6 separate regions of the Mus musculus genome follow, and regions 1, 3, 4, 5 and 6 are each linked to region 2. The links are chromatin loops, found by intact Hi-C in ENCODE. Cell type or tissue: heart. All regions are shown on one strand. Each heading gives the region's core, and the rest is flanking DNA. Links, peaks and the distances in the headings are about the cores only. Region 1 overlaps Mettl8 (methyltransferase like 8). Region 2 holds the start of Tlk1 (tousled-like kinase 1). Region 3 has its middle 21 kb from the start of Gm39843. Region 4 overlaps Mettl8 (methyltransferase like 8). Region 5 has its middle 6.3 kb from the start of Gm39843. Region 6 holds the start of Gorasp2 (golgi reassembly stacking protein 2).

Region 1 (5,173 bases), core at 444-4,443, 220 kb before region 2:
AGCCATGTCACCAGCCCTGGGAGTCCCACTATGACTGGACATTCAGCAGTCATTTATTCTCAGCACGTTGACCCGTTAAGGGCCTGAGCTGCCCTCTGACTGTGCAAAAAGAAACTTCTCCGACCGAAGCTGACACCAGCATTAATGTGAGTGCAAACCATAGAGGTTTCTTTTAAAAAAACAGTACAAGTGGGGAATGGAGGGGGAGTGACACCACAGTAAAGGAACTCATCTGACTGCTTCAGCCGGCAATCACGGTTATCAGCTGTGACAGCCATATTGACAGCAGTGCCTCCGGTGGGATGTGTCATTGTACCTAGTATGTGTTAAGGCCTGGGTTCACTCCCCAGCCCCAAACAGTCCCCAGCAAACCTCATACCCTTACTGTAGTCCTAAGAAAAAATGATAAATGTCCACCAATGACATTCTGCAAAATACCCACGCCTCAAAACACAGGGTCCTCGAAATACAAGTCTCACTTTTAAGAAACAGACCCGGAAGACATGGCAGCCAGTTGTAATGTGGCATCCCAGCTGGGATTCTGGGAGAGAAAAAGGACCTGAGGGTGGGGGTGGGAAGAAGGAAGGAAACTGGACTGAAGTATGAAGAAGTTTATAATAATGTATTCTACTGTTGTCAGTGGTAACAAATGCACCAGGATGATTCAAGAGCCGAACAGGGGAAGCTCTGGCACGTGAGCAGGAACTCTGTATATCTATCTGTAGAGCGGTTCTAGACTGTTATTTAAACTTGTGGAGCAGTTATATAAAGTTTAAATAAGTTACTTCGAGGTCTAAGTGAGATGATAGCAGGATGAAACGATTTAGAGCAGTGTGTGGTAATATATACAGATTCTGTTTACCATCACCACCTTGTTCTTTAGCTTAGGGCATCTTTGTGGTTACAGCTGAATCTCACTGCCTTGCTCTTCTGCATATCGGTTTTGGGGTTAGCATGTCAACAGAGCGGTATCCCCAATGCTGTATTCTTAAAGGAGGAAACAGCAAGACTGTAAAGATTCATGAGAAAGCAAGGCCAGAACTTAAGAACCCCTCCCTTTTTAAAAATGTATATGAGTGTTGTACTTGCATGTATGTCTGCGTACCATGTGTGTGCCTAGAGCCTAGGTTGGTGACAGGAAGGTCTTAGATCCCCTAGAACTGGAGTTATGGATGCTGTAAGCCACCATGTAGGTGCTGGGAACTGAACTCATATCATCTGCAAGAATAAGTGCACCTTACCTCTGAGCCATCTCTCCAGTGTGAAAGTTCTTAACTTTAGTTTCCTGCTTTGCAAGAGGCAGTGACTGAGCGATGCCAAAGCCACGAGCCTGGCAGGGGCTTCTTTCTAAGCGCATAGACGGCTGCAATAAGATCCTGAAGTTGACGTTTTGGGTTTTAGCATATTTCTGATTAAGATCCTGGTTGTTTGTTTGCTTGTTCGTTTGATTTTGGATTTGCTGTTTTGCTGTTTGCTTGTTTCTTTGCTTTTTGAAACAGGGTCTCTCTGTGTAGCCCTGGCTGTCCTGAAACCCACTCTGTCGACCAGGCTGGCCTCCATCTCAGAGATCTGCCTGCCTCTGCCTCCCAAGTGCTAGGATTAAAGATGTGCGCCACCATACCTGGCAAGGTGTCCTATTTTTTTGTTTTGGTTTTTGACTCAGTATCTCAGGTATGTGGCACTGACTGGTGTGAAACTCACCTTTGTAGTCCAGGCTGGCCTTGAACTTGCAGCAGACTTCCTTCCTTTACCATCCAAGTGCAGGTGTGAGCTGGAACTCAGTGCCAGGCATGTGAGGCCAGGCCCTTTTCCTGATGAGCCATCTTATCAGCCCTTTTTCCTTTTTTTTTTTTTTTTTAATTTTTGAGGCCAAGGCTCAACTATGTAGCCCTGGCTGGCCTGGAGCTCAGGATCCTTCTTCAGCCGCTGGAATCCTGTGGTTATCAGTGTGGTACGCCATGCTTGGTTTCTTTATGATGCTTTCTTATTACTACTCTAAGTTAGTACACCAAGTCCCACAATGTCTCTGATGGAATATATTCACCGAGCAGCTTCAATTTGATATTTCTGTTTGGTATGAAGAACGAAAGCAATGTTTTAGTCAGGAATTGTCTTTTTCAGCAAGCAGTTCCAAGAACCAGTTCCCAAATTCCTCACTGAAAACCAAAAGGCAAATAAAATGCCTGTGATTGGGAAGTTGTCTCTCTGGAGATGCCCAGCAGAGGGCGGGAGAGCTTTCCCGGGGCTGGCTTCCGCTTCCTTGCAAGACTGGGCAGACCTGACTAGGGCCATCTGTGTTTGCAGTCTGATGATTAACAAGTACTAGAAATGAACCGAGCGTGGTGCATCAGAACCACAGTTGCTAAATGAGGAGAGAAAACGCTATAATGCCAAGTGGCCGTGTAGAGCTGTGGTCAGTAGAGCACAGGAGGGGAGGGAGGAGCAAGCGGGATGCAGGCAGGTGTCCCATGCCTGGTACCAACCAACCAAACACAGGGACTGTAGCTACAATGTCATGGGAAGCGTTTAATGATATAAAGCGTTAACTATCCCTATTTGATATATAATAATTTTGTGTATAGTTTTGTGTGTATAATTTTGAAGGAAAAACAAAAAGGCAAGGTGGCAAATGCCTGCTATGGTTGGTGAATAGGAGAAGTTTCTAGATCACTGGAATTTGACATCCTAATGGGGCTTCAGAAACCTTTCTAGAGAGAATGCCACCTAGTGCCCGGGCTAACTGCTTCCCCCTCCTTCTCTCCACTCATGGTTATTATACAGAACTTGTATACTTTGTAATTTTAAAAATAATTGTTCTGTACGTAAAAAGGTATTTCGAGAATATTTTTGTTGTTGTTCTTTGAGAGGCGGAGACAGGAGGATGAGTTCAAAACCAGCCTTTGCTACATTGCAATTTTGAGGCCAGCCTGGGTTACCTAAGACCCTATCTCAAAACAAACAGTCCAACAAACAAGCAAACCCAGGAAGGAACATTTCAAGGCTCATTGAGCTCATCTGTGAGCCTGAGTTAAGGTCCATCATCCTAGACAGTACCTGCGCGTGCGCGCAAGCATATGTGTGTGCGAGGTCCAGCAGAGGAGACCATTCATAAGGCTTTGTTCCTTCTTCTCTCCCCTACTCAGACAATGTTTTTCTATATTAATAAGTTTAAGGTTTTGGCAGCGTTTTGCATGGATGCTTGGTTTTCCTCTCTATAGATATGCATTTAATAATTTAATCAGCACTTTTATAAAAATAACTATTTATACTTTCCAGCATATGTACAAACAGTGCTGTGACAAATATTTAACATATTCTGATTATTTTACAGAACATCTTTCTAAAAATAAAATTTTCTATCATGTGTTGGTATGGTGGTGCGTACATTTAATCCCCGCACTATGGAGCCAGAGCCAGAGGCCTAAGCCAACTTCTGAGAGTTCAACACCAGCCTGAGCTACACAGAGAGTTCCAGGCCAGCCTGGGCTACATAGAGACCCCTCTCCCCCCAAATCTGGAAATAATCCGACAGAGTTATTGATTTGTTTTGTAGGTGGAGCAAAGCTTTTTCCACCCTGAGTGTGGTTTTTCGTCTTAATATTATGGAAAATATTAGTTCATCAATTAGTTGGTCCTCCAAATGTTGACAGATTTAATTGTTCAAAAATAAAAAGTATTTTACCCTTAGCATAGCAATGCACAAGTACTAGAAAGCTGCTACCTCCCACTGGTTGACACACGTTTACTAGAATTTTATTTTATTTATTTATTTGCCTAAATGCTTGAATTCTATCAAAGACAATGTATGGTGTCTGTTATTTTCCTGACAGGCATACTTTGATTATTTTTTTGGAAAATGATAAAGTAAAAATTGTGCTCCAGGAAGACACTTTTTATGGCTTCATTAAAGAGATGTGTGAGTATCTGGCTCCCCTGAGAGTATACAGTTAGTGAAGGAGACAGTGGCTCTCAGTGTGATTTGTTGCCTCTGCTTTGGTTGAGGCCAGCCTGCTGTCACTATGGCCATATTATCTGTACACCATCAATGGACTACGGCAATTAGCAAAAGGTAAACAGCATATTAATGTTATTATGATAAAAACAAAAACAAAAACAACCTTAGCCGGGTGTGGTGGCGCACACCTTTAATCCCAGCACTCGGGAGGCAGTGGCAGGCGGATTTCTGAGTTCGAGGCCAGCCTGGTCTACAGAGTGAGTTCCAGGACAGCCAGGGCTATACAGAGAAACCCTGTCTTGAAAAAAAAAAACAAAAAACAAAACAAAAACTAAAAACTCCCTGACCTCTGAAGATCCTTCGTGGGTAAGTGGAGGCCTTTGGGGACCACATGAGAACCTGAGCTCTTAGTGGCTCACAGAACCCATTCTTTCACCTAAGAGTGGCTTGGGGATCATTTGTGACTCAGTTCCTGTGAAACCTGAGAGTGTGGGTCTTGGGGGGAGGGTGTGAGAAAGTTCCTCATTCCTAAAAAGGGACGGAAGAAAGAAGTGGTCCTTTTCTTTCTCGGGAGGCGCCGTGTCAGTGTGAGAGCTGGAACTGCTGCACCCATTTTGTAACCAACAAGGGCACTCAGCCTCAGGGTACAGAAATCTCCAAAGGCGTGCGGTCAGTGGGGTAAACATTTCCCAATGGCACTTCAGGACATCAGCATATTTTTACTGAGGTCATCATTCCTAGTTGTTTTCTAAGCATTCCTTATGTTTGGTAATAAAAGTGGTGGCGCACGCCTTTAATCCCAGCACTCAGGAGGCAGAGGCAGGTGGATTTCTGAGTTCGAGGCCAGCCTGGTCTACAAAGTGAGTTCCAGGACAGCCAGGGCTACACAGAGAAACCCTGTCTCAAAACACACACATACACACAAACCAAAAAAAAACAAAAAAACAAAAAAACAAAAACCCATCCTAATAGTCTGCAAATATCCCCACCATCCTTGATAACATTCCCGAAATCTTTTCTCATGCATTTTATGAGTGTGCAGGTCCATGCACCTGTGTGTGTGTATGTGCAGATATATCACTCTCTCCCTTATTGCCTTGAGACAGGGTCTCTCACTGAACCTGAAGGCTGCTGTTTCCTCCGCTGACAGTCCAGTAAGCTGTCTGCTGTCTTCTGCCTGGGATTTCAGGCGCACACAGCTATGCTGGCCTTTCACCT
Region 2 (5,173 bases), core at 685-4,684:
ATCTGAAGAAAACATTACGATGAGAAATGCAAAGTCATAAAAATAAAAAATAGAAATGACATTTTGGTCCCCCTGGTAATCATGTCATTTCCTTATGCCTGCACAGTTGCTCTATAGCATAATCATTTTAGTGTTCTATTCAATTTGGTTTAAAGAGAGCAGTAACCTTGTCGTATTTTTCCTGGACTACCAGACTTGCTCTTTTATGAACAAGATGGCCAATCGCTGGTGTGTGTACGTGGGTGTGCAGAAAGCTATGCTCTATCTATAAATTTTAGCAAATGCTGTAATTTGTTTTGGGAATTCGTCGTCAATACTCAACAGCGGCACCAGAAACTGGAAATTTCTAGAAACTATACCTTCTTCAAGATGAACACTATAGTTTTTTTGTTTTTTGTGTTTTTTACTGTGAATTCAGTAGTCAACATTTTCTATTTAGATTTTCCACTTCTGTGAAAACAAAGAACAAACAGCTATACCACACACTCAGGCTACCCCACCGGTAGGGTTTCTCAATTCTTTTGGTAGATTGTTTTAAGGAAAGTTTTATTTTCTTAGGTTCTTTTTTTTTTAATTCCGTGACTACTCCTGTTTTGCAGATGGATAAGTGCACACTGCTCTTTCTTTCTTTTTCTTTCTTTCTTTCTTTCTTTCTTTCTTTCTTTCTTTCTTTCTTTCTTTCTTTCTTTCTTTCTTTCTTTCTTTCTTTCTTTCTCCTTCTTCTCCTTCTTCTCTTTCTTCTTTTTCTCCTGAAGGGCAAGAAGCAACTCTCAACTTTTCAGTTCCATTTTGAGACTCCGGAGCCAGGCGAGAGCAGAGGCGTCTCGGGCAGGCTGGGTGTGGGGCGCGCTTCGGAGCAGGCGCGCCGCGGCGAGGGGGAGGCAGGTGGCAGCGGGGGCGCGCCTCCCTCCGGCCGGCTCCGCGCACGCGACTCGCCGCTCCGCGCCGCGCCGCGGGCCCCGCGCCTCCCAGCGCGCTCGCGCCCTCCCCGCCCTCGCCCCGCCCGGGCAGGGCCCTCCCCCCTCCCCCCTGCCGGCCCCGCGGCCGCCGCCGCCGCCGCTGCTACCGGAGGCGCAGGAGCCTCGCGATAGTGTTTGCATTGGCGGCGCGTGACGCCGCCGCCGCCGCCGCCCGTAACTGATGCAGAGGTTACCCCGCCGCCTCAGCCGCCACCCACCGCCCGCCACCGCCCGGGCGACGCCGGGGCCCGACGCACTGCAGAGGTGCCGGCAGGTTCCGCCCGCGGAAGTGGCCTCGGTCGGCGCGGCCCGCGCTCCGCCCGCGCTCCGGCCCCGGCCCCGCGGCCCCGGCCACTCGCCTCCCCTCGGCGCTACCCTCCCCGCCCGCCCTCCGCCCGGCGCGCTCCCTCGGCGGCGCGGCGCTCCCCTCCCAGCCCTCGCGCCCGCGCTCGCCCTCAGCGCGGCCCCCGCCATGACGGAGGCGGGTGCCGGTGCCGCCGCCGTCGCAGGGGGGGAGTCGGGCTCCCAGAAAGTAGCTTGATGAGTGTCCAAAGTAGCAGTGGAAGTTTGGAGGGGCCGCCATCTTGGTCCCGGCTCTCCACGTCTCCAACCCCGGGCTCGGCGGCGGCGGCCAGGTCCCTGCTGAATCACACGCCGCCATCCGGGAGGCCCAGGGAAGGTAAGCGCCGCCGCGCCCTCCCGCGGGCTCCCTCGGCCCGCGCGGACCCCGGGCTGGGGTGGGGGGTGGCGGTTCGCGGGCGGGAGGCCTGCCCTGGCTCCCTGAGCCTCCTGGCCTCGGGGCTCGGGTGGGTTTGCCCTCGCGGTGCAGCCTCGGCGCGCGAGCCCCCTCCCCTAGCCCGCACTCCTCCCATAGAGGCGGTCCCCGCGCCGCAAGCCGGGCCGCCGGGACCGGTTAAGATGCCCCTCGCCCGCCTCCCGCATGCTCTGGGCTGCCTCGGATCCGAGTCGGATCCCCATCGCGGCCCCTAGAGCGATCCCAACGGCAGACCGACTCGTGGGCAAGGCTGCTCGTGCCACCCCCCCCCCCCCCCCAGATGGTTGCAACTTTCCTTCCTTCGCCATCGGCTCCTGCATGTTTGAACGTTATGCTCGTGGGTTGCAAGTACGCTCGTGTTCCTTTCTGCCCAAGGGTGGTGGGCTTTTTTTTTTTTTTTTTTGGTGGAAATTCCTGCTTGAAGGTTTCTGCAAAACACGCACTGAGATCGGTTACAATTGTTTTCTAAGTTTTCTGGCTCCTTGCATGCAAGTGTTCTGCCACCAGATGTAGCAGTCACACAGCTAGTAAGGCACCTAGTGCTTTTGACTAAAAAATGAACTTGCTGCCTTTAACTTTAAGTATACTCCATAAAATGGAATTCGGGAGAACACTCCTTTACCAGGGAAGAATAAATTTGCATCGGATCTCTTTTAACGCCCTTTTGTCTGGAAAATGCGAAGTCGTATTCGTTAGCAATCGGTAAATGGGCTGTTCGCTCCCGGTTGTCTCGCACAAGGAGATTATCAGCACCTTTAAAAAAAAGAAGAAAACGTTTGAAAGTCCAGCAGTCTAGTAAGCCTTGTAAAGAAATTCAGAGCTTCGGTTTATGAGTCGTTCGGATTATTGTATTTTGAAAATATGTCTATATTTATTATCCATAGCTTTGGTAATTGCTAATCAAATGTTTCTTGCCCGGATCCAGTGGTTGAGGCATAGCATTCTTTGTCATTTTGTTCCCGTGAGCATGTGTGAAAGTGACAATAGGCTCAAAGATTGACGTGAATATGCTCTAGAAAATTCATGGGAAGATTTGATTTATGGCATCCATTAAACATGCCGAATACGTTGACAGACATTTTCCCCTTTCATCTCACCCTGACACTGATTTTTCATTAAAAGAAATAAGAGCTTATTTATTGAATGACTTAAATTAATAATCTGAGTTTTTCCTTCTGTTCTTGAAAGTTTATGTACATGTATAAGCTTGAAAATTTGTAAGTTTAAAATTTAAAGTGTGTGTTGTAAATAGGGCAGTTGGTGCTTGTAGCTTGCTTGTTTCCACTTTGTAGTTTCATTACGATGTCTAATGGTAGTATGAGTTTTGAAAGATTATCGTGGTTTCTAGAGTACTATACCTTTGAAAAATAATTCCTCATTGATTTCTCAAGTGTTTATTGAGCCATTACTATGAGCCAGGACCCGTATGTGATAATCTGCTGAATACATGGTGTTGGTTTAACAGTTGACTTCTGTTATCAGTCCTGGGAATTTGGCAGGCACCAAATTCAGATGGAGTTTCTAAGGAAGGTCAGCCCTAGCTGACCGTCTTAGGTGTGCCGTTCTGCACCCTTCCTGATGATGAAATGTTCTGAATGGTTGGAATAACTTAATTCAAACTTCCAAATAACCAGAAATCCTGCTCCCCTCCCTCAGCAGCTTTTTTTTTTTTTTTTTTTTTTAAATGGGTTTTGTTTTTTGTTGTTAACCTAAAATAGTGAGTCTTAGTTAATACTTGAAATTCTGGGATATAGTCTTGTGAGTTACACTTGACAACAAAGTTTCCATCCTTTTCTCCTTTCCCCTTGAGTCTTATAGTGGACCACTGCTGTATTACAGGGCTACACCCCAGCCCTCATAATTATTAGGTCATTTATTTTTTATTAACCATGTAAATTAAAACTGTTAACCGTCCTCCACCCCTATTCATTTTGAGGCTTGGCACCATGTCTTTAAATTTTACCATTGCCAGAGGAATGATAAAATTATCTGTTGGAAGCCCCCCAAGGATCAAGATGGAGAAGTTTATCATTGAGTAGAGTCCCCTTTTTTGTTACAGGTGTTTAGTACCTTTTGAAGGTATATATGTTAATACGCTGCATAAACTGATTAAATTTAAGAACCTTTTGATTTCAAGGGAGGGCTAGTAAGAAACATAGGAAATGCTGGTGGGATTTGATTGGAAACATTGAGTGACTGTATCAGGACGAGTCTAAACTTTGTTTCTTGAAAACCTGAGCCAAATTAACTTGCAATCACAGAAAAGAAGTTAAGTTCAGATGATGTTTAGGTACATGTATGTTTGTGAACTCTTTTGTCTGCACTTATGTACATACCATATGCATGCCTAGTGCTGAGGAGCTCAGAAGAGGGTCTTTGGATCCCCTGGAACTGGTATGGAACAGAAGGTTGTAAGTTGCCATGTGAATGCCCTACAAGAGCAGCAAGGATACAGGGAGCCATATCTTGAGCCCTGGGTGAACTTCTTTTAAGCAAATTAAACTTTGAAAGAGGTTAAAGATGTGCCATACTTGTCTGTAAGTTATCTGGAAGATTAAAGGTGTGTGCTAATCTTCAGGAATTTTTTTTATTAGATGTTTTCTTTATTTACATTGCAAATTTTATCCCCTTTCCTCATCCCCCCTCAGAAAAACCCCCTATCCCATCCCCTCTCCCCCTGTTCACTAACCCACCCACTCCTGCTTCCCTGCCCTGGCATTCCCCTACATTTGGGCATGGAGTCTTCACAAGACCAACGGCCTCTCCTCTCATTGATGTCCCTCAAGGCCATCCTCTGCTACATATTCGGCTGGAGACATGAGTTCCTCCATGTGTACCCTTTGGTTGGTTTAGTCCCTGGGAGCTCTGGGGGGTACTGGTTGGTTCATATAGTTGTTCCTCCTATAGGGCTGCAAACTCCTTCAGCTTCTTGTGTCCTTTCTTTAGCTCCTCCACTGTGGAACCTGTGCTCAGTTCAATGGATGGCTGTGAGCCTCCATTTCTGTATTTGCCAGGTACTGGCAGAGCCTCTCAGGAGACAGCTACATCAGGCTCCTGTCAGCAAGCACTTGTTGGCATCCACAATAGTGTCTGGGTTTGGAATCTTCAGGATTTTTAAGATACACATGGATGGGCTATTTTCTTTGCTCTGAGTCCAGAATTTTTTTGGTTTTTGTTTTGTTTATTTTATTAATTTGGAAGATTTCTCACAAGTGCACAGCAGGGTTTCTGTTGGATCTTTTGAACCTGTAAGCTCCAACCCATTTTGTCGCCTATAATACTGTTATTAAGGGGTGGAGAGTTAGGAAATTTAAGGTTTCAATTGGACATGGTGGCATACATCTTCCCAGCACTCTGATGGTAGAAGCAGAACTCTTTGTTAGTCTATGGAGTGAGTTCCAGGATAGCCAGGGCTACATAGAGAGACCTCAAAGGACAA
Region 3 (5,173 bases), core at 673-4,672, 78 kb before region 2:
ATGTCCGCAGCCTGTGCTGCTGCCTGATGCTATGATGTCTGTCTTAGGGTTTTACTGCTACGAAGAGATACCGTGACCAAGGCTACTCTTTTAAGGGAAAGCAGTTAATTGGGGGCTGGCTGTCAGTTTCAGGGGTTTAGTCCATGATCATGGCAGAAAGCATGGCAGTGTGCAGGTAGACATGATGCTGGAGAAGGATCTGAGAGTTCTACCTCTTGATCCTCAAGGCAGCAGGAGACTGTCTTCTTCAGGCAGCCAGGAGACTAAACTCCACACTGGGCAGAGCTTGAGCAGAGAAAAACCTCAAAACCCATATGGTTGCACTTTCTACAACAACACCACACCTCCTAATAATGCCACTCCCCGTGGGCCAAGCACTCAAACACATGAGTCTATGGGGCCAATCCTGTTCGAATCACCACAATGTCCTCAGGCATTGCTGTCTCAGGGGACGATCCCATGTGCAGCCACCTCAGGCCATGTTGAGACCTATGGCCTGTATTCCCACCCAAACCCACTCGGATGTTTGTGGTCTGAGCAGCTGCCTGAAGCCATGTTAATGTCCTTGGGTGCTGGCCCACAGCATGGTGGCGTGGGTGCATGAGAGCTGACCCCAGCTCACTTTGGTACTGCTCTCTTCAGCTGATGGCTTCTGGCAAGAAAGCAGGCAGAGAAAGATTCATTCTCCCTGGGGGGGCTGGCCAATAGGAATTTGACCATGCTCCAGTAAGTGTACTAACAATCCAAAATGGACTTGGTGGTTTTTTTTTCCTTTTTCTCCTTTCTCCATTTTAATTTTGGGGGAGGGTGGGTGGGAAGGGAGGTCAGAATAGGATGCAGACATGTAAAGGATTGGGAGCTAAGCACAATTGAGGTGCACCATATGAGATTCCAAAGTAACCAATAAAAGATAATTTTTAAAAATTGGAAAATATTAATGTATACCTAGCCTACCCTTAGTCACATAGTCTAAGAGTCTGGTGAGGCTGTCCTCCATTTCTTCCTCCTGGCATCAATGCTATTGTTTCCAATGTTTTACTTAGGCATCTCCTATAATAACACTCAGAATACAGTGGTATTTATACTTAAACCATCAATTATCTTTTAACGTTATAAAGACTCTGAGATTTTAAGAACAAAACAGCCTTCCATATTTCCCCACAGCGTTACCCCTTTTCATCCTGCTCCATTCTTGTCTAGATCCATATTTCCATCTGGTGATATTTTCCTCCTGCCTGAATTTCTTCTTTTTTTTTTTTTTTTTTCCTTTTCTGTTTCTTGTACGTTAGGTCTGTTCGTGATGCATTCTTCCATCTTTTATATATCAGGAAACTCTGTTGATGCACCTTTATCCTTGGGAGATATTTTCACTGGATTAAATATCTAGATGACAGTTTATTTTTCTTCCAATAGCTTAAAGATGCCACTCCGTCGTCTCAGCCTCCTGTAATTTCTCAGGAGGAATGCGTGGCAAACCCTGTCTTTGCTCTTCTGCCTGCTTTTCCTGGCTGCTTTTCAACGTTTTATCTTCATCACTGATTTTTTTTTTTTTGAGCTCTTTGACTCTGATATGGTTCTGTGGGGTTTTCCTCAGGAGACTTTGCGCTTAGGCTTCCCCGTGTTTCTTCTACCCATTTGTTTTGGGTTTTCAGCAAAGCTGAACTATTTCAATCTCTTCAGATGGTTTGTGTGTCCTTCCCACACCCGTAGGACACCGGTGGCACGTCTATTTATCTCTGAGGTCACGATACAGTTCACAGTCGGACTTTAATTCATCTGTAGAAAGTTTTTCCTTCTGGGATTTAATTTTAGATTTATTTAGATCTGTTGCCTTATATATTTATATAGTCAGATTTACTGCTTTGTCTTCAAGTTCACAATCTTTTGCCATGAACTCTGTCTTAGTTGGGATTTTACTCCATGAAGAGACATCATGACCACAGCAGTTCTTATAAAGGACATTTAATCGTGGCTGGCTTACAGTTTCAGAGGTTTCGTGCATTATCGTCATGGTGGAAAGCATGGCAGCCCGCGGGAAGGCATGGGGCTGGAGAAGGAGCTGAGAGTTCTACATCTCGATCCCCAGGCGTCAAGATCAGACTTCGTTCCACACTAGGCAGAGCTTGAGCATTTAAGAGACTTCAAAGCCTACCCTGACAGGGACACACTTCCTCCAACAAGGTCACGTCTCCTAATAGTGCCACTCTCTATGAACCAAGCATTCAAACATTAATCTATGGGGGCCATTCCTGTTCAAACCACCACAAATCTTAAAAAGTACAAAACTAAATCTGAATACACACACACAAATCTCATCACTGTAACTTTCTCCTCAGCTTTTAAAGTCCTTAATCTTTAGAAATTTGATTTAGCTTTTTTTTTATGTCTAACACAGTAACAATAGTTATTTGAATATCCTTAGCATTAGTACCTGTACCTGTGCACATATGAGTGCATGTGTATTCAGATTTATTTTTGTACTTTTTTAGTTATAGAGATTGAATTTTAATTCATTGGGTTATAAATGTTTTCATGTGATGATTCAAAATTTTCAGCCTTTTTCTAGAATGAAGTTTTATAGCCTTCAAGGTGATAGTCACTGGAGGTAAACTTGGGGAGGCCGTTGGTCAAATGAGGTCAGGTAGCTTCATGATGGAATTAGGGCTCTTATGTGATATCAGGTATCAGAGAGCTAGCTGTAACCTTCTGCCACATGAGAACACAGTGGGGGACAATCACCTATAACCAAACGAAAGAGCTTTGACCAGGAATCAGCCACATGCACGCACCTGGAGCTTTCTGTTTGCAGAGCTCTGAAAAAACAAAACAAAACAAAACACACTTTTAAGCCACCCAGGCTATGATATTGAACCCAGTAAGACACTGGTAAGAATTTTAAGCTTCCTTGTAATTACCCCATTCTGCCACAGCAGCCTGAACATAGCTACAGACATAAGACACACAAATGGGTCTGATTGTGCACCTACATTTTATTGTATCCTTCAATGTGAGTTGCACAGACATCTCAAAAAAGCCCAACTACTCAAAAACGATGCTTCGTGGTGGACCATACATAAATGGTGAACCCCTCTACCTTACACCCCATATTCTATACAAACATACATGTTCTATTCAAGTGACCCATTTTTGGTGTCCGACTGGGAAATAAGAAGTTTGACTGGTATGTTTAGTCCGGATCTGTTTCAAAAGGCACGTATTCATGAGCCACGGTGAGACAAGACAGCCACTCTGCTTTTCTTCAACTGCCAGAAAAGAATTTCCTACATAAACTTGCCCGTATCACCTGCCACAACTCTCAGCAACCAGAGACTGCAGAGGGCTGTCTGATGTAGTGCTAGAGTCTCCTCATAAAGGAGGGTCTGGTATAATTTTCACTTCTCTCTCCTGCAGATTGCCCTCGCTCTTCTGAGTGAACCATTTGTTTGATTGTCACCCGCAGCAGCACGTGACTGTAGACAGCCACAGGCGAGCAGCCACAGTCATAGCTCAGCTCCGTGGGGCTGACAGAAACGATGTGTGCACAAGACACAGAGATGGTGACGAAGTAAAGTAGGCTACGTGATAAGGCAGCGTATTCCATTGCTTCTTTAGAAAGGGCGGCTCAGGCAAGCTCAGACCTACCAGAGTCACCGACGCCTCGAGTCTTCTCATCCAGGCAGTTCTCGATGAGATCTGGACTCTGCATTTTCAAACCAAGTACCTCACCTAATAAAAATGGCAATGCTTAGCAACAGAAATAGATTACAACTATATTTAGCCAAACTAAAGCTGTCTAAAAATGTACTGGACCATGTGATTGTCGAAAGTGTCGATTTTCCTTGTCTTCTCCTGTCAGTATTCACCTGGTGTGTACTCTGGCATAAGAATCATCTCACTAGTAGGAGGCGATCTGATTTGTCAGGGGAGCGATGAGCGCCAGTGGCTTCCGTGAGGAGCCTCCTTGGTTCTGGACCAGAAGGCCCTGCTTGCATTAAAGAACATCCACTTCTATTTGATCTCCAAGCTCAGTCGGAAATAATAAAATGGCTAATTGAAAGAGAAAGCAAATCAAGATTATATGAGACGTGGACAATGATGCCTAAGGTCTGGGGAGGGGGGGGAGTGGCTCCCCCCAAATGTGTGTGGTAGTGAGTCCTAGACGATGTACAGTAACGTTATGCCCTTAATGCAATCTCCAGAGGACCATGCTTTGCCTCTGGGGTCCTCCTGCCCCTTGCCCCTAACCCTAGTTGAATCATGAGGAAAACATCAAGCAAATTCCGCTGGAGGAGCATTCCTCCTTGGAAGAGCATCCTAAATAATGTCAGAGAGCTGTCGCAGCCTGTTCCAGTTAAAGGTAATAGGAGATCCTGCAGCACAGAGCGGACAGGAGAGGAAACCTAAATTGCACTCCAGTGAATAATAGACTGTGCCCGTCATTAATTTCAGCAAATGTCCTGGAGGATCTTGAGGTGTGAGGCATAATGGGAGTCCCCCCGAAAGCCTCGTGCAATTCTGTGAATCTAAAACTGATTTTAAGTTAAGTCTGTTGAAAAGAAGGAAATGAATTGTCCCTCTTCCTGGGTTTCTTCCTCCGTCTCCTGCAGCCCACCACAACCAGGGTTTATCATCTGCTCTGAGCTCAGCCTCAAGTGTATAATCCATGTCTCCGGGAGCGCAGCATAAAAACCACAAGCCACACACATGAGCTGAATCCAAGTCCCAAAGCCATAGCCCACCCGGTAATCCCAGCACCCAGGAGGCCAGTGCAGGAGGGTCTCCCACTCAAGGCTGCCTCGGGCTATTTAGCTCCAAGCCAGCCTTGGCCATAGAGTGAGATACTGTCTTGTGAAACAAAACAAGACAAAACAAAACAAAACAAAACACACACACACAAAATCTGAACCTAGATTTTAAAAAGCAAAAAGAACAGAATTAAACAGTTATACTCAGAAGGAGAGCTTCCAGAATGTGTGTGATTCGTCACTGTGAATGTAATCTAATCTATGAGAAACTCAGAGATGGAACCCAACCTTTTATTTTTAACACAACAGCTGAACTCTCAATGTTTGCCTGCAATAACTGCAGTCATCACCTTATAGACAGCACCTCTTCCATATTAAGGAGCATTCCTTGAAATTCTCATTAAGTGCACATTACTGTGTAGAGGCTG
Region 4 (5,173 bases), core at 636-4,635, 170 kb before region 2:
CACATTTGGTGTGAATGGTACAGCCACTATGGAAACCATTGTGCAGGCTCCCTAAAAATTAAATATGGAGGGCCTGGAGAGATGGCTCAGCAGTTAAGAGCAACCACTGTACTGGCTACTCTTGCAGAGGACCCTGGTTCGGTTCCTAGCACCCACATGGCAGCTACCGACTGCCTGTAACTCCTGTACCGGAATGCAGTACCCTCGTCTAACCTCCATAGATAACAGGCAGGCATGAGGAGCACTTACATCTACTCAGGCAAGCTCGTGTACAAATAAAATGAATCTTTTAAAATTTTTTAAAAGTAGCACTCCCTATAATACATCAATTCACTTTAAAGATAGATCCCAAAAGATTCAAAGCACACTCTCAAAGAGGTAATATGAGTTCCATGTTCATATCAGCAATCTCTATGTTAGGCAAGAGAGAAACATAATCAAACCACAAGTGTTATAAGACAAGCAGCACTAGTAAATGATGCCCTGTTGAATGAATGGATGAAAAGACACGTAAGTTTAGCCTTAGAGAAAAGAACAGTTCAGTGCTAACACCTGAGGAATAGTGCCCAGTATCCGATGTTCCGAGGACGAGGCATGAGCAGCCATTTTCCAGGGCCTGTAGCTCCCGTACATAAATGATAATGAAATGTGCTGCATGATGGTGATTGCCAAGGGATGGTTGAGTGGAGAGTTGGAGTTATGTAGTGGGGTTCGAGTTAGAGTTTGCATTATGGAGAGTCCAGAGGTCTGCTTCACAACAGCGTGAACAGACCTAACGCCGTGGGAGCATGCACTTAAGAATGACTAAGATGCTCCATTTTATGTGCTTTTACCACAATTTTAAAAATGTCACACAGAAAAAGAAAATGTTTAGAAGTGGTCAGTGTCCTTCACAGTGAGTGACTCCTAGTCACTTTGCCTAACAGCTGTCCTCACTGTATACCATTTTCTACCTTATTTTCCTTAAAATGACCTTTTACTTTAGGACATCTGTGCTCTCTCCTTTTGGTGTGTGTGTGTGTGTAGGTATGTTCATGTGTACACGAGTGCACATGTGTGCATATGCATGTGGAGAGCAGGGGTCAACCTGGAGTGCTATTCCTTAGTTACTAGTCACCTTTTGTGGGGAGGGGGTCAGGCAGGGTTTTTCACTGGCCTAGGCCCCATCAAGGAGGCTGGGCTGGCTGCCAGGGAGTCTCAGGACCCACCTACCCTGCCTCCTCACCGCTGGGATTATTATGACTAGTCCAGCTAGCAAGTTTGCCGCTGGGCTCTCCATTCTCTGCCTCTCTGGTGCTGGGATGACATCCAGCTGTCATACCTCTTCTGTGAGTTCAGAGGAGTTGAATTCTTGCACAGCCAGCACCTTGTCCACTGAGCCATTTCCCTAGCCTGCACCATGTTTTATAAAGTTTTATTAGGACACGGATTTGTTCACTTGTTGACATATTCTCTGTGGTTGCTTTTGAGCTATTTGGTCCAAAGGAGACTGTAAATGTCACATAAATATCTGGGCAGTGGTGGCACAATCCTTTAATCCCAGCACTCGGGAGGCAGAGGCAGGTGGATCTCTGAGTTCGAGGCCAGCCTGGTCTACAGAATGAGTTCCAGGACAGCCAGAGTTGCACAGAGAAATCATGTCTTGAAAAACAAAAACAAATAAAAATAAAACAAACAAATCAAAAGACTAAATACCTATCAGGCAGTATATTGGAAGATTCTTCCAAAGCTAGAATTCTAGTGCTAGATTGACCAGATATGCAGAAACTCCCCAGGGAAAAATGCTCGTACTCCTCCCTGTAAGGCGCAGAGTGAACATCAGGAGAAGCACAGTTGAAATGATGTTAGCTTGCAGCTGCTGAAATCTGAAGCAAAGGTATCTGGGAAGGCTAAGAGAATGGGACAGCCCTCAGCCTTTAGCTGGCAAAGGAGCCAGTGCAACCAATCCTGCTCTCTGGAGTCATTGGTGGCCTATCGATTCCTCTGGCCTTGCTTGTTATTCCTTAGTGGTAGTTCTTCACCATCAGCATCAGTGTATCCTTGGGTGGACAGGAAAGACGAGCCCCTGACCCCAGTGGAATGACTCTATTTCTATGGGCTCTAGCCAGACAGACCTGGGGTGGAATACAGCCAGGGAGTGTTGAGGCTGGACTTGAGGACTCATCCCATGGCCAGTGCTGCCTTCCATCGGCCAGCACCACATTCCCTCACAGGAACTCTGTCACTGCTTCTGAGGAAGTATAACTTCACTTCTTTGCCAGCAGCTGCGTGGACATATTTTCCACATTACTCAAGCTTCTGCTAGTGGCCTCCTGAATACAGCAGAGCTTCCAGCCTGAACGATGTTCCACATTGTCAGTTGTTTTAATTTACTTCCAGGAAATGAAAACTCATTCATGCTATTATCTGCACATTATCCTAATAATATGAAAAGGCAGGGATTTTTAAAACTCCCTTTTGAATGTTTGTGTTCCGAACTTAAATAGAGCAGGGCTGATCATGTTAAAGTTCTCTGTGCATGGCCGCCCACTTTGTCCTATTTGAGCTAACAATGAACTTGAGCGCAGCTAATGAGGAGGTTATTTTAGAGCCTCAGAAACCGCAGTAAAGGAAAAGGACGGTTCCCACAGAACCACAGTGGGACCAAAATAGAAAGGTGGTGACGGGCCACTCCATAGAAGAGGAAAGACAGGAGCAAGGAGGTGCTGGCACCACTCTGAGGTGCCTGCTTTGCCATTGCTATGACAGCCCTTTCTAAGTGTTTCTTCTGGCTACTGTGAAGATAAAGAACTAAAGATTCCATTTCAGAATGACTCAAAGAAATAGAGATTTGTTCTGGGTCACCTCTGCATCCCGCCACTCAGTGCACCGGGCGCCACGGTGTCAGGGGACCACTGCAGGAAAAGACTTGAGTTATACGGAGGATATCTTGTATTTAAAGCAAGGTGGTGAGTGCAGAGAGGGCTAAGCTCCCAGTGGGTAACAAGGAAGGAAACTGTGGTCTGAGGAACATCAGTGAATGGCAGCATGTCTCAGGGACAGCCACACAGCAGTCTCTGCTAGGATCGCAGACCCCACTCAAGTCTTGGGTGAGGCTTCTCATTCGCTGCGTTATCCCTCTGATGAGTCAGTATGGGTCAAGGTAAATAGATCGTTCTGCTCTGCTTCCAGACTTAGTGAGAACCCGACAGAAGCTTTGACCTCTACACCAGCTTTCCTTATCTAAGAGAGTCCCTGAGTGTTTGAAAGAGCCAGCGCTCTGGCATCACAAAGTCTGCAGAGCAGGCACACTGCTATTGATCCTATCTCCTTTATTAAGCCCCTGGGAGGAACACTGCTTATTCTTCCAGCTAGCCAACCCTGTCACATTTCTTCTGCTCCCTGTATGTCACTCTTCCTTCTCCCACTTTTCACCTATTGTCAGAGCTGTTGGTGAGAACAGAAGTTAGAAAAACACACTCACAATCTGAAAATAAGATCGCCTACATGACAGATAATCACTTTTTGCTGTTGAATGACCCAGCCTCGTTTGCATAATGAGAATGTATAGCACCCAGGCTCCAGTTAGCAATATTTCCTTCAATTAGATTGCCCAGACTAATGACTTTTAATTCCATGTTTTCTTTTCCTAATTACTTTTCAATTTTATTATAGCTCATATTTCTTTTAAAACCAGGTTAACCCAGAGAAATAAAAAAGATATAATCAGTGTTTCTTGAGTAAACATGATTATATTTTATAATCTCCTTAAAAAGATCTCCAGTGTGCTATATGTCAGCTGGTCGTACAGCAAATGTAAAGGTTTTTTAAAACTTACAACAGCAGCTGCTGTATGCACTTTAAAATATCTTTGTAAATGAAGTCCTACCTAGGGTAGGTTAGCTACATTAGGCAGATGATGAAAGAATGTATCCTTGTGTTGTGAATACCTTACCACTGAAGAGAATGTTCTATATGAAGGGAAAGAAAAACAGAATAGTTAAACACCCTGTGCTGATAAATATAGCTGCCTCTAAGATGACTCTGGCTGCTAAAAGTTTCATGCAGTGCTCTTAGAATTACACTTTTAATTTTATAATTTTAAGAGTTTTCTTTTATTAGACAGTGAACTTCCTTCAGTGACATGTGGAAATTTCCAACTTTGAAAGTTCAGGTATTTGCGTAATTGATGTGCAAAAATAACTTTAAATTACTTTTTGTTACATAGCAACTTAGAATAAATTTTCATAATTCATATTATCACATCATATATTCCAGATACCTAAATGGCTTGATTTGGGTTTTCAGTTATGGTGTTCAGGGTAATTCTGATGATCTGTGGGCTTGTGAGCATGTAAGCGTGGCTAGTGTGCTATGTCTCTGTTCTGCTCAGCAGTCTAGAACATAATAAGTGAAGAATTGAGATCTCCCCTCACTAAACTAGGCTGAAACCAATTGCTCTATCCCTTTCATTGTCACTAGCATAGACCAGTTTACTCTGGACAGCTAGCAACCTAGGATCACATAAGAAAAAGGTGTTCCTCCAAGGAAAATCCGTCACTTAGACGCCTGTTAAAGTCGAGGCAGCCCAGCTTTCCCTACGCTGCATAGACTGTGGTTCCTGGCCTGAAGCTGTGGCAGTTAGCGGCAAAGTGAGCCTGAAGTCTTTGTCGTGGTCAGAGAGTGGCACCTGTTGTTCCCTGCCATTACAGGCATGCTTTCAATTCCAGAAATTCAATCCTACACTGGAGGTGTTTCCTGTCTCCGTAATTATGATGAAGTCAGGTGCGCTTCTGTAAGGTCATGGAAACACCCTCAGAACTACAGGGTTGCCAGCATTGGTGGAAGACACTGTTGGGTGGGGGAACACACTCCAGCCACGGGTGCTGATCCTGCCTAGTGACTACCCAACAAACCAACCTGTACTCTTAGAGCATTTTATGGTTCTGTTGCTAACCATGGATTCATCCCGTAGGCTCATATAGCTTGCATTGGATCTCACAGAAAGAACTTGGTCTAATTGATTCTGTACTTATCTCTCTTTATGAAGGCTAACTCCAGCCAGCATTATTTTTACAACACTCCTATACTTATTAAAACTTAGACTGGTTTCAACTTGGTGCTTTGTAATTGAGAGGAAAATAAGAATCAGAAAAACAGATTATCTTTGGGGGTATTTTTGAGGGAACACATG
Region 5 (5,173 bases), core at 386-4,385, 93 kb before region 2:
CAGATGGATGGGGTGGGGAATTTCACTTTCAAATTGGCTTCTTCCTGGCTGAGATCTGAAATACGAAGCCCAAATATATCAGTCCAACCTGGGCACTGGTGGCATATCTTTAATCCCAGCACTCAGAAGGCAGAGGCAGGCAGATCTCTGAGTTCGAAGCCAGCCTGGTCTACAGAGCAAGTTCCAGGATAATCGGGGCTACATAGAGAAACACTGTCTCAAAAAAAAGGAAAACAAAACAAAAATGGAAATAAGTTAGTCACATGATACCCTGTCTGGCTCTGTGAACCATTACTATTTGAAATAGGTTGTCACACAGTAGTAGGACAAAACCATCTCTCAGGGAAGAAACAGAGTTGCCCATGGAATTAGAGGACACACTGGCCGGACATGTAGTCATACTGAGTGGTGACTTGGGCATCTGAGTACATACAGACATCCAGGCTGGAGGACCTGTCATAAACAGTGTGTGGATTCATCCCCACTAACTTCACAGGACTGCAGGAGATCAGCAAGGGCACTCGGTGGGCAGAGGAGAGAGGCTGGTCCAAGGCCTTCTCTGAGGAAGTTCAGTGTGTAGAGGTAGAAGAAAGATCAGAGCTCTAATGACAGGGGAGGAGAGGGAACAGAGACTATGTTGAGTGTTTAAAGAAAAAGATTAAAGTAGCCATTGGGTTTGACTGAACCAAGCACCTATGACCTTGAAATGAACAATGTCAGTGGGCGTGGATAGGGCAGAAGCATGAAAGGAGCTGTAATCCCTCAGAGAAGCCAGAGCTGTCTATTCAGAAGTTGGATCAGCCCTACCATAGGCAGTTGCTAACTGCTGCAGAAGGACAAAGGATGCTGGGTCCAGTAAACAGCTTTTTGAATCAGACAGAACTGAACTGAAACAGCTATGGGCAAATAATTTAAACTTATTGACTTTCTCCATCTGCACACTATAGGGGAGTTTAAAACCAAAAAACCATTTTCTCTTCCACGTTCTTCACTGGGGGGCCTGGAAATTGACTTACAAAAGATAGACTTTGCAAATTGGAGGTGCCCTTGACTTAGGAGAGAAACTCAGAGATAGCTAACTGTAGAAATGGTTAGAATCAGAGGATTTTAGAGAATTAACAAAAGGCAGTGGATTTGTAGAGAAACAGCCAAGGCTTTTAGGGGTGGCAAACTGTGGGGGGTAAGTACATGGTGAGGGGAGGAGACTCATGGAAAATAGAGCTCTTTTAGTAAAGTTTGTTAAATTGATTCCTCTTGGTGATTCTCAAGTTACCTTGGAGTTGTCAGGGAACACAGAGGCACACATGGAAACGTATGTCCTACTTTTAGGAAAACAGGGAGGCAGACACAGAGCCTTTCTGCCTGTGCATTGTTTTGTAAGTTAAAATAAGCCATATGTTGAAGTGATGTATTTTGGGGTAGCATATTTAGTCCTCTACAGGGATCAGGATATTAACAGTCCGGGGAGATAACATGGTCCGTAAAGTGCTTTCCTTGCAAGCATGAAGATATGAGTTTGATCTCCAAAAAACGGATAAAAAATAATAATAAACCCGAGAGGTAGTGTGTGCCATGAGGTCAGGGAGTGGGGCAGACGATGAGGTGGACATTGGTTTTAGTCAAGAAAAATCTGCAGAGGTGTCCCTGAAAGGACTCTGAAGTCATCATGAAACACCTCAAGACCAGTCTCAGCACAAAGGAAATTTACCTGCCCCAAAGGGACAGAGGGCAGGGAATAAGAGACAATGACAGGAGATAGAGGATGAGGGAGTGAGAAGGGAAAAGGAACAAGGGAGGAGAGAGGGGGGTATTTGCCCTGGAGGGACAAATATTGCCTCTGGATAGAGAGGAGACAGATGTGGCCCATTGGCAAATGGCAGTTTATAAAGGGAAAGGAGAATCGCCCTCCTCATGTTAGGACCAGGCGCTTAGTTTTCATTGAGCATGCTGATTAGGGCAGCCAAAAGGGAGCTTTTGACTGCTGGACTTCAATACTTTGATAGCTGGACCTTGGAGGTCAGCCACAAAGGGAGGAAATGGCCAAAGCTAGGGAGGTGGGGACAGGATGTCCCTGGGGGCTCACTGACCATCCAGCCTAGCCTATGGTGAAGTACAGGCCAATGAAAGACTCTGTCTCAAAGAACAAGAGGCAAGGTTTCTAAGGAATAGCACCTCAGGTTGCCCTCTGTGTTTCACACAAGCATATCCATGCACACACATACACCCACCACATACATTCACACGCACACATACACTCACCATACACATACACACACATGCATACAGACACACATACATACCCCCCACATACATTCACACACACACATACACCCACCATACACATACACACACATGCATACAGACACACATACATACCAACACACACATTCACACGCACACATACACCCACCACACACATTCACATGCACACATACACCTACCACATACATTCACACGCACACATACACCCACCATACACATACACATACATGCATACAGACACACATTCATACACACATACACACATACATAAACATACACACACATGTACACACAGAGAATAATAATATTGTGCTTCATAGATTTCCATCGGTACAAAATGAGACAGGATTTTAGCTCAAGCTTAGGCATGTAACAATTGCTCTATGATTGTCTTTAAAGCCCATTTATTGACCAGGCATGTTGGAATAGTCCTATAGTTCCAGTACTTGGGAGGCTGAGTCAAAACAATCATTATTCTAGGCAATTCTGGTGCAGGTAGTGGCAACTTGTTTAAACAAAACCAAACCATGCACTTAAAGAGTGGCTACTTGTGTGCCAGGCTCTTTGCAGGGCTCACAGCATAGAAGGCTGAGAAGTTCATGGTTTTCAGAAACTCTGCAGGCTACTGAGGAGCCTCACCTACAATCAATCGCATCTTTGTGGCAAAGGGGAAAGCCTTTGCAGGGGAGTGGGATCTTGTCTGCCACTGAAGGCAGGAAGCCAGTTTCCCAGGAGGAGAAGCTGGGGAGCGTATTCTAAGCATAGAGAATATCCCATGCAAAGGCTGGGGACTGAGGATGCCATGTCCCAGAACTGGAAGCAGCTGAGCATTACTGGTATGTGATGAGGGATGAAGGCAGAAGGTGAGAAGGGATGGGGCTGAAAAAAAAGGAACTTCAATTGTGTCCTGAAGTGAGCAAGACACCGAGTACTTGATGGTAAGGAAGTGAAGGAACAGCTCCTGCACGTGGAAGATGGATGGAGTGTGTCCTTAGCTTTGTGAAATACCTCAATCTTTAAAAGACAAAAACAAAAAACAAAAAAATAAAACAAAACAAAACAAAAAAACCAAACAAACCCAAAACAAAAAAGAGTATGGAGCTATTTTCCAGCCGAACTACTGCAGTGCCTTCCTTCCCTTGTGGGGAGACATCCGTGGGCCCACTGAATAGAAAATATACCCGAAACAGACTGTCCTGGAGCCACGGTCCTGTTCAGCCGAGGATAACTATGAACGTGCCCCAACACAAAACCTTAAACTTACTTAGAATGTTTCGATTGATTTTGCAATCTATTTATTTGCATGTTTTGGCAATTGGGCTGCATGGTGTTTGAGCCTGAACTTTGTGGGTGACCATGTCATATTAAAATGTCAAAGTTGTGTACCTCTAAAATGAATTATGTCAGATTTCTATACGTGAAAGAAAAGTTTAGCTTTCCATTCTTTCTACTACAAAAATGTCAATCTCGGCCGGGCGTGGTGGCACACGCCTTTAGTCCTAGCACTCAGGAGGCAGAGGCAGGCAGATTTTTGTGTTCGAGGCCAGCCTGATCTACAAAGTGAGTATCAGGACAGCCAGGGCTATACAGAGAAATCCTGTCATGAAAAAAAAATGTTAATCTCATATGATCAAAGAGGGGAAAAAATAGTGTGCTGGAGAGATGGTTTGGTGGGTAAGAAAATTTGCTGGATAAGTACAAGGATGCAAGTTTGGACCCTAGCACCCATGCAGTACACTGAGTGTGGCCATGTGTATCTGTAACCAAGGCCTCAGGGAGACAGACAGGAGAAGTCTTCAGGAGGATTCTTCTCTGAGATTTCCTAGGTGCCAGCCTAGCTTCAGCATCAGCGGGACCCTGTCCCAAAAAATTACTACAGAGTGATAAAACAGGCCATCCGGTGTCTGTCCTCTGTCCTCCATGTGCACAAAATCACATACATGCAACCTCCCTCTTGCACATATGAATAGCAATACACATACATGCAAACACCAAACTCACACACATGTATACCATACAATCACACACACACATACCCACACTCACATGCATACCCCCAACACACTCACAAACATACACACGCATACCCCATACTCACACACATACCATACACTCATACACATGCAAATCACACACTCTCACATATATACATGCATACCCCACACTCACACACACATGCATACCCCACACTCACACACATGCATACCGCACAGTTGCACACATGCATACCACACACACATGTATAACCCACACACACACAAAGCTAGAAAGAAGCCAGTAGAGATGTGACTGGTAGTTATATGATAGTGACATTTAGATTTTGTGATGTTTGATGAGTTTAACTCTGTTATGCTTTCTTCCTCATCCTGAATTTATTTTTGTACCTACTTTTTCCATCAGTAATTTTTGTATCCTTTTTCTTAAAGAGCATTCTTTAAATCAGTTATGTTTTAAATAGCACAAACCCTGGATGCTCTACCAGCACTAGCCTTTATTGGTTTTTCTAACCTGCCTGCAACTTTGCAAACAGTCGTTTTATTAAAACTACCCGGTTTCACAGTTTCAGCATGCCATCTGTTGCCAGGACCCTGACGAATGCAGCAGGATTCGTATGAGTCATAATCTCAGTTCATAACTTAGACAACATGGTCCTTTGTATGTACAAAGAAATCCATAACAGTAGAAAGGATGCGTGCTACATATGTATGCCGTACATATTTCCATCTAGAATATTTGCTATGTATATGGCATGCATATTTAAAGACCTGTTAACACTGCTCCCTGGAGGGGGCTCGGAAATAGAGAACAGAGAAGGAGGACTTTGATTTTAGTTTTCTCTCTCTAGTGTGATTTTCCATGGTTATGCGCTCAATTCTCAAGTCAAATTTTCATTTGACGTTTGCTCAAAAAT
Region 6 (4,976 bases), core at 1-4,000, 160 kb after region 2:
CAGATACGGGCATCAGAAGAGCAAATAGTGTTTTTACCACTAACAAGTGAACGGCCAGCAAACTGGTAGTTACCACAGAAAGTGAAATTACATCAGTTCAAACATGGGTGAGTTTATCTCAAAAGTTTCCTGCTATAGACACATTGGCTCACAAGATCGGGGTCTGTAGTGGGACGTACCACCATGCCTTAGGAAGCAACGGATAGGAGGGAGAGAACTCTTTTTTTCTCTCTGAAAACAGAGGTAAGGCAATGAGTGGCAAAATCAGGGAGAGAGAGGGTTAAAAACTTAAAAACATTTGCTTTCATGACATAATCACTAAAGCTCCCTTGGTTTATACCCTCTATACAATGATTTCATATTTTGTAACATTTGTGCTCCAGATGCAGACTGGTAACTGGGGCTGCCCCTACTATTTCTAAAGCTCAAGGAAGAGAGTAATAACACACCTGTACTAACTATGTGTGCACTCAGAAATCCTCCGAAGCACACCTATGAAGACGACATACTTCAACTGTCTTCCATAGGAATGAGCTCATTAAACTGAAGTTCTGTTGACATGAAGATCCATCTAAGACCCTAAAGACTATTTTTTTTTCCTACTCATTAACACTAATGTGTCTTACTAGGTTTCCCTGGGTGTTTATTATAATAAAAATACTGCAGCTCCCTAAGGGTTCATGGCCACACTCAGAATCTGCAAGTAACAGGATAATACACCTCACATGAGTCAACTCAGAATCAGACCAGATGAAAAAGCATCGCCATTAATTTTCCTACGAACCCGGGATGAAGCAGTTCTTTCTCCTGTGTTTCCTATTAGTGTGGGATTTAGGAGTTTGGTTAGCTGAAGGAAATAGGAAAGTAATATGGCATATGAAGAAACACCCTGGAAAAACAAGGGCTTCAAAAGTCTCTTTTGAGTGGAATGGAGAGACAACCACAATCCCGACAACCAGGTGACCAATCACAGTCCTATCGTTCAGGTATCTGGGCTATTTTAAAACGTTATCTCATTCAGAACATGCGACCCAGGGCAGAAAATGAAGGTAAGCAAGCACACTCTCAGAGAAGATTGTCCCTAAATGGCGATGCAGACTGAGGCCACTCTGTTCACAGCCCATGTTAGCACTCACACAGGTGTCACCACATTCCTGGTTCCACGAGGAAAGGACCGTTCACAGGCGGATGTGTCTTTGACCCCTGGTGTCTGGCGCTGCGTTTCCTCATCAAGCCTGGCTATTTTGGAAACTCTCCTCCGCGGACCTAAACCTCAATCTCCCCGACTATTTCATCTTAGAAAGAAGAACGGAAGTTCCTCTCCTCCAGGAAATGTTGGAGAGATCTGGAAGGGTCAGGAGCGACCCGGAACGGAAAAGTCCTATCAAAAATCAACTAAATTTAAGTCTGTCAAATCTAGCCCGAGGCCGTTCGTGCTCCTTTCCCTGTCCAGGTGGCCCTTGCAAGCATCCAGGGGTAGCCGAGATGAACCGACACCGGTCGTGACATCTCCGCTTAGCCTGTGGCTCCGTCACCCTCCCCGAGAACACAGGTACGGGTTCCGGCTCCTTCTGGAGGCGGCGCCCCTTGCTCTTCCTAACTCTGAAGCTCAGGCCAGTGCGCGGCGAGGCCGTGCGGAGGGCCAGGAGCCAGGGTGGTGGGTCCCGGGCCACGTCGCCGGCAGCCGCGCCCAGGGTGCTCCGCGGACTCGGGCCTGGCCGCCCCGGCGTCCCCCCGGGCCTTACCCGCAAAACGTGGTAGCCCTCGGTGCCGCCGCCCGGGATCTCGACGCTCTGCGAGGAGCCCATGGCGGCGGGCGATCCGTACGACCCGGCCGGCTCAGCGCTGCTCCGCCTCGCGCACCGCCCGCTTGGCGACTCCGCGTAGCTCTTGGGACGTGGCACTTGCAGCAGCCCGAGCCGGGCCGCACAGCCCGCCGGGAGATCGTCGCCCGGCAGCCACGGCCGCTGCCACGCCGCAGACAGCGCCCCCTGACGGGAGCCGGAGGGAACGATCGGAAGAGCGCAGCGGGCGGAGGCAGGGAGCGCGAGAAAGCGGAAAGACAGCCCGGAACGCGACGGCTCGCTACGGGGCCCCGGAGCAGACAAGACTTATCTCGGCGCGTTTCTACCTTCGCAGAAGGGTATTTGGTCGCAGCGCCTCCTGGTGACCAGAGGCCAGAGAGGAAGGGAGCAGATGCCGAGCACGCCTGGCGCTTGCTTTGTTTTAGGTCTTGTTTAATAAGATTGTATACCTGAGGATAGTTCACAGTGCCTTTCTGGGGTTGGAATATCAGGTATTCTCAGCTCACGTTTATAAAGAGCAGTGTTCCCTGAAATAAAAGCGGTTACTGTTTTGTTGTTTTTCTTCTCGTCCTGATAGAACACTACGGAGCTACGCAGGAGCGAGGGGCAGGGGTTGGATTTCCTTGGAATTTTGCCTGTTGCCCCACTGCACCCCTCTCAGTGTTCCCTGCCCCGTCTCCTCCCCATGCTATAGTTTGACTTTCAGTAATGGTGTCCCATCCAGGTGTTGACTGTCTTTGGTGTTTTGCAGTGTGAGCTATTATTAAGGGTTCTGAAGTATTCTAGTCCCAAATGGTTTTTCATAGTTAACCCAACACGCCACCAGTTAGATAGTCTAGTTTAAAGGATAGGTAGAGGAGCAAATGAGTGGTGCTCTAAAGAGCCAGGGGAATACAGTACGGGGACCTTTCTTCCCGACAGCTGACCAGTTCGCCATATGGAATCAGAATCATATGAAATTAAGAAGACTGGACTGAAAGAGATACCCATAGACAAAACTAAGAAATACCAGGAAGAGCTTGCATTGGGATCTGGAGTGAAGCCCAGAGGTTTCATAGTCCCTAGCCTGTGGAGGTGGAGGAACCTTGAAGGGATGGACCTTGTAGAAGGAAGTTGGAGTCTGTCCTTAAAGTAGGGAGTAGAACCCTGCCGCTTACTTTCTCTCTTTGCCTCACAGCTGCCCCGAGATGAACAGCTTTGCCAAAATAATGGAGCCAACAGCTATGGACTGAAACTACAAGCCAAACAAATCTTTCTTTCTCCTTTAAGTCGTTTTTTTGTCATTGACAAAAAGCTAACAGAAGGCCAATCTGAAAAAATTCCTAGGGCTGAAGAGGAAGGAGGCTTACGGGTTAAAAGTGTTGGCTGCTCAGTCATGTCAATGGGAATTCAGATCCCAGCACCGACAATAGACTGTCTATAATGCTTATAGCTTCAGCTCGAAGGGATCTAGCACCCTCTTCCAGCCTCAGTGTAGACACACACACACACACACACACACACACACACACACACAGAGAGAGAGAGAGAGAGAGAGAGAGAGAGAGAGAGAGAGAGAGAGCTGGGATCTTGCTGTGTTCTCCTGACTAGTCTTAAATCCCTGATTCCCAGTGACTCTCCTGCCTCAGCCTTCTGAGTAGCTGAGATATGCCACTGTGCCTGGCTTGTAAATGGCATTTTTGGTGCAATTGGAGAAACTTGAATATGGTTGCTAGAATATTAGATTTAGGAGAAGACTATTTCTTTTAATGAAAAGGAAGATAATTACTGAGGTAGGGAGCTAGTTAGAAGACAGACTGAGCCTATAGGCATATAAAATGATTTTTTAAAAATAAAGTATACATTAGTGCATTCCTCCACATAGGACTGTCTGGGATGATAAGAGAAGGGGCTATACTATGGACTTCTGAGTGGTAACTATGTATTTATCTTGGGTTCTTATGTATTCTATACTGCTCAAGGACCTGCCTTTTTATAACAATTTTTGTTTAAAAATTGAAAATAAATTACCACGTCTCTCTTTGCTGCTAATAAGCCAATTATAGTATCTTTCAAAGACCCCACGAGTCCATAGTTAAATAAATGAAAGGTGTGGTCACATGACTTCTCAAGAGCAGGGAGTGCAGCAGAGTTGGTTGCATGTTGCTGGTATGTACTGGAGTGCCTGGCAGCTAATGCAAAGAATCAATATTTAATACAAGACAATAAATATAAGAACTAGATTTGTTGATAATCATCTTATCCTGCTGGGCAGTTAATAATCTCCTTCATGGTACTGATATGTTCAGATGCCAAAGTTTTAGCTTAGGGGTTGGGAGATGGCTCAGGGTGAAGTCATTCACTGGGCAAACACAAAGACTCAAGTTCAGATCTCCAGAATGCACATAAAAAGCCAACCCATTGCTGCAGGAGTCTGTAGCCCCAGAACTGGGGAGGTAGACACAGAAAGAGCTTGGGGACTTGCTGGCTACCAGCCTAGTGCCAGGTTCCTAGAGACCCTGTCTTAAGGAAATAAGTTAGAAAGTGAGACCAGAGTACACAGTGACACACACACACGAGAGAGAGAGAGAGAGAGAGAGAGAGACAGAAGACAGAGACACAGAGAAACACATATGTATGTATGTATGTATATATATGTATAAATGTATATATGGGTGTGTTTGTGTATAAATTTGGATATACACACATATATAAATGTGTCAAAAGAGTATATATAAATCTAAATAGTATATAAAATAGTATATATAAATCTAAATAGTATATGTAAAATAGTATATGTAAATTTAATCTGTCAGCTTAAAATAGTAACAAGAGAAGAATCACACCTGAGAGCTGAAAACTCGGTAGTCACTTGATCCTTGGGGCTGAATGCGTCAAGTAGCCCCACAGTGGCTGTTTCTCTCTTCGAGTTGACAACCAGTGGTTACTCAATCCACAAGTCAGGGTGCCTCAGTCGTTCCAATCTGCTGCCAGAAGCGCAGAAGATTCCTGGAGAGCTGCTGGTCCCTTGTCCATGATGACAGCTTGGAAACTCTAGCTCTGATATGACTGAGGGAATCAGCAGCAGCAGCAGCAGCAGCAGCAGCACAAATCAACTCCATGGTAAGAGGGACATCCAAGTGAGCAGAAACAGAGATGATCTCCTCTCTGACAAACACGTTTTAGCTTGAC

The links. Peaks named below come from ENCODE experiments on the same cell type or tissue, not always from the same donor. Only the 100,000 strongest peaks of a DNase experiment are listed, where the experiment ranks them.
Region 1: it touches region 2 in a loop (3-fold over the local background); 19 of 42 quality-filtered maps call a loop at or near these places.
Region 3: a loop joins it to region 2, with 2.3 times the contacts of the local background. A loop is called at or near these places in 3 of 42 quality-filtered maps.
Region 4: a loop joins it to region 2, with 2.0 times the contacts of the local background. A loop is called at or near these places in 2 of 42 quality-filtered maps.
Region 5: a loop joins it to region 2, with 2.4 times the contacts of the local background. A loop is called at or near these places in 2 of 42 quality-filtered maps.
Region 6: it touches region 2 in a loop (3-fold over the local background); 2 of 42 quality-filtered maps call a loop at or near these places.

What each region holds. Positions count from the first base shown.
Region 1 is chr2:71,036,996-71,042,168 of GRCm38, reverse strand. The region is part of intron 1 of Mettl8 (methyltransferase like 8); the gene reads left to right. Among named protein-coding and RNA genes, the nearest start is that of Mettl8, 16 kb to the left of the region's middle. In heart, for the core only: a CTCF peak has its summit at 2,216 (motif pointing right); a DNase peak (open chromatin) is centred at 2,258; H3K27ac peaks cover 68 bases.
Region 2 is chr2:70,821,658-70,826,830 of GRCm38, reverse strand. It overlaps Tlk1 (tousled-like kinase 1), which reads left to right and starts at 1,351. Exons shown (of 20, transcript NM_172664.3): 1 at 1,351-1,638. The coding sequence starts at 1,500. In heart, for the core only: a CTCF peak has its summit at 2,243 (motif pointing right); DNase peaks (open chromatin) are centred at 950 and 1,480; H3K4me3 peaks cover 2,785 bases; H3K27ac peaks cover 2,083 bases.
Region 3 is chr2:70,899,972-70,905,144 of GRCm38, reverse strand. No RefSeq gene overlaps it. Among named protein-coding and RNA genes, the nearest start is that of Gm39843, 21 kb to the left of the region's middle. In heart, for the core only: no CTCF peak of the experiment used is centred there; no DNase peak of the experiment used is centred there; H3K4me3 peaks cover 704 bases; H3K27ac peaks cover 2,180 bases.
Region 4 is chr2:70,987,442-70,992,614 of GRCm38, reverse strand. The region is part of intron 3 of Mettl8 (methyltransferase like 8); the gene reads left to right. Among named protein-coding and RNA genes, the nearest start is that of Mettl8, 66 kb to the left of the region's middle. In heart, for the core only: no CTCF peak of the experiment used is centred there; DNase peaks (open chromatin) are centred at 2,254 and 2,584; H3K4me3 peaks cover 944 bases; H3K27ac peaks cover 3,275 bases.
Region 5 is chr2:70,914,257-70,919,429 of GRCm38, reverse strand. No RefSeq gene overlaps it. Among named protein-coding and RNA genes, the nearest start is that of Gm39843, 6.3 kb to the left of the region's middle. In heart, for the core only: no CTCF peak of the experiment used is centred there; no DNase peak of the experiment used is centred there; H3K27ac peaks cover 404 bases.
Region 6 is chr2:70,658,530-70,663,505 of GRCm38, reverse strand. It overlaps Gorasp2 (golgi reassembly stacking protein 2), which reads right to left and starts at 1,997. Exons shown (of 10, transcript NM_027352.4): 1 at 1,746-1,997. The coding sequence starts at 1,808. In heart, for the core only: a CTCF peak has its summit at 2,057; a DNase peak (open chromatin) is centred at 2,025; H3K4me3 peaks cover 2,725 bases; H3K27ac peaks cover 2,273 bases.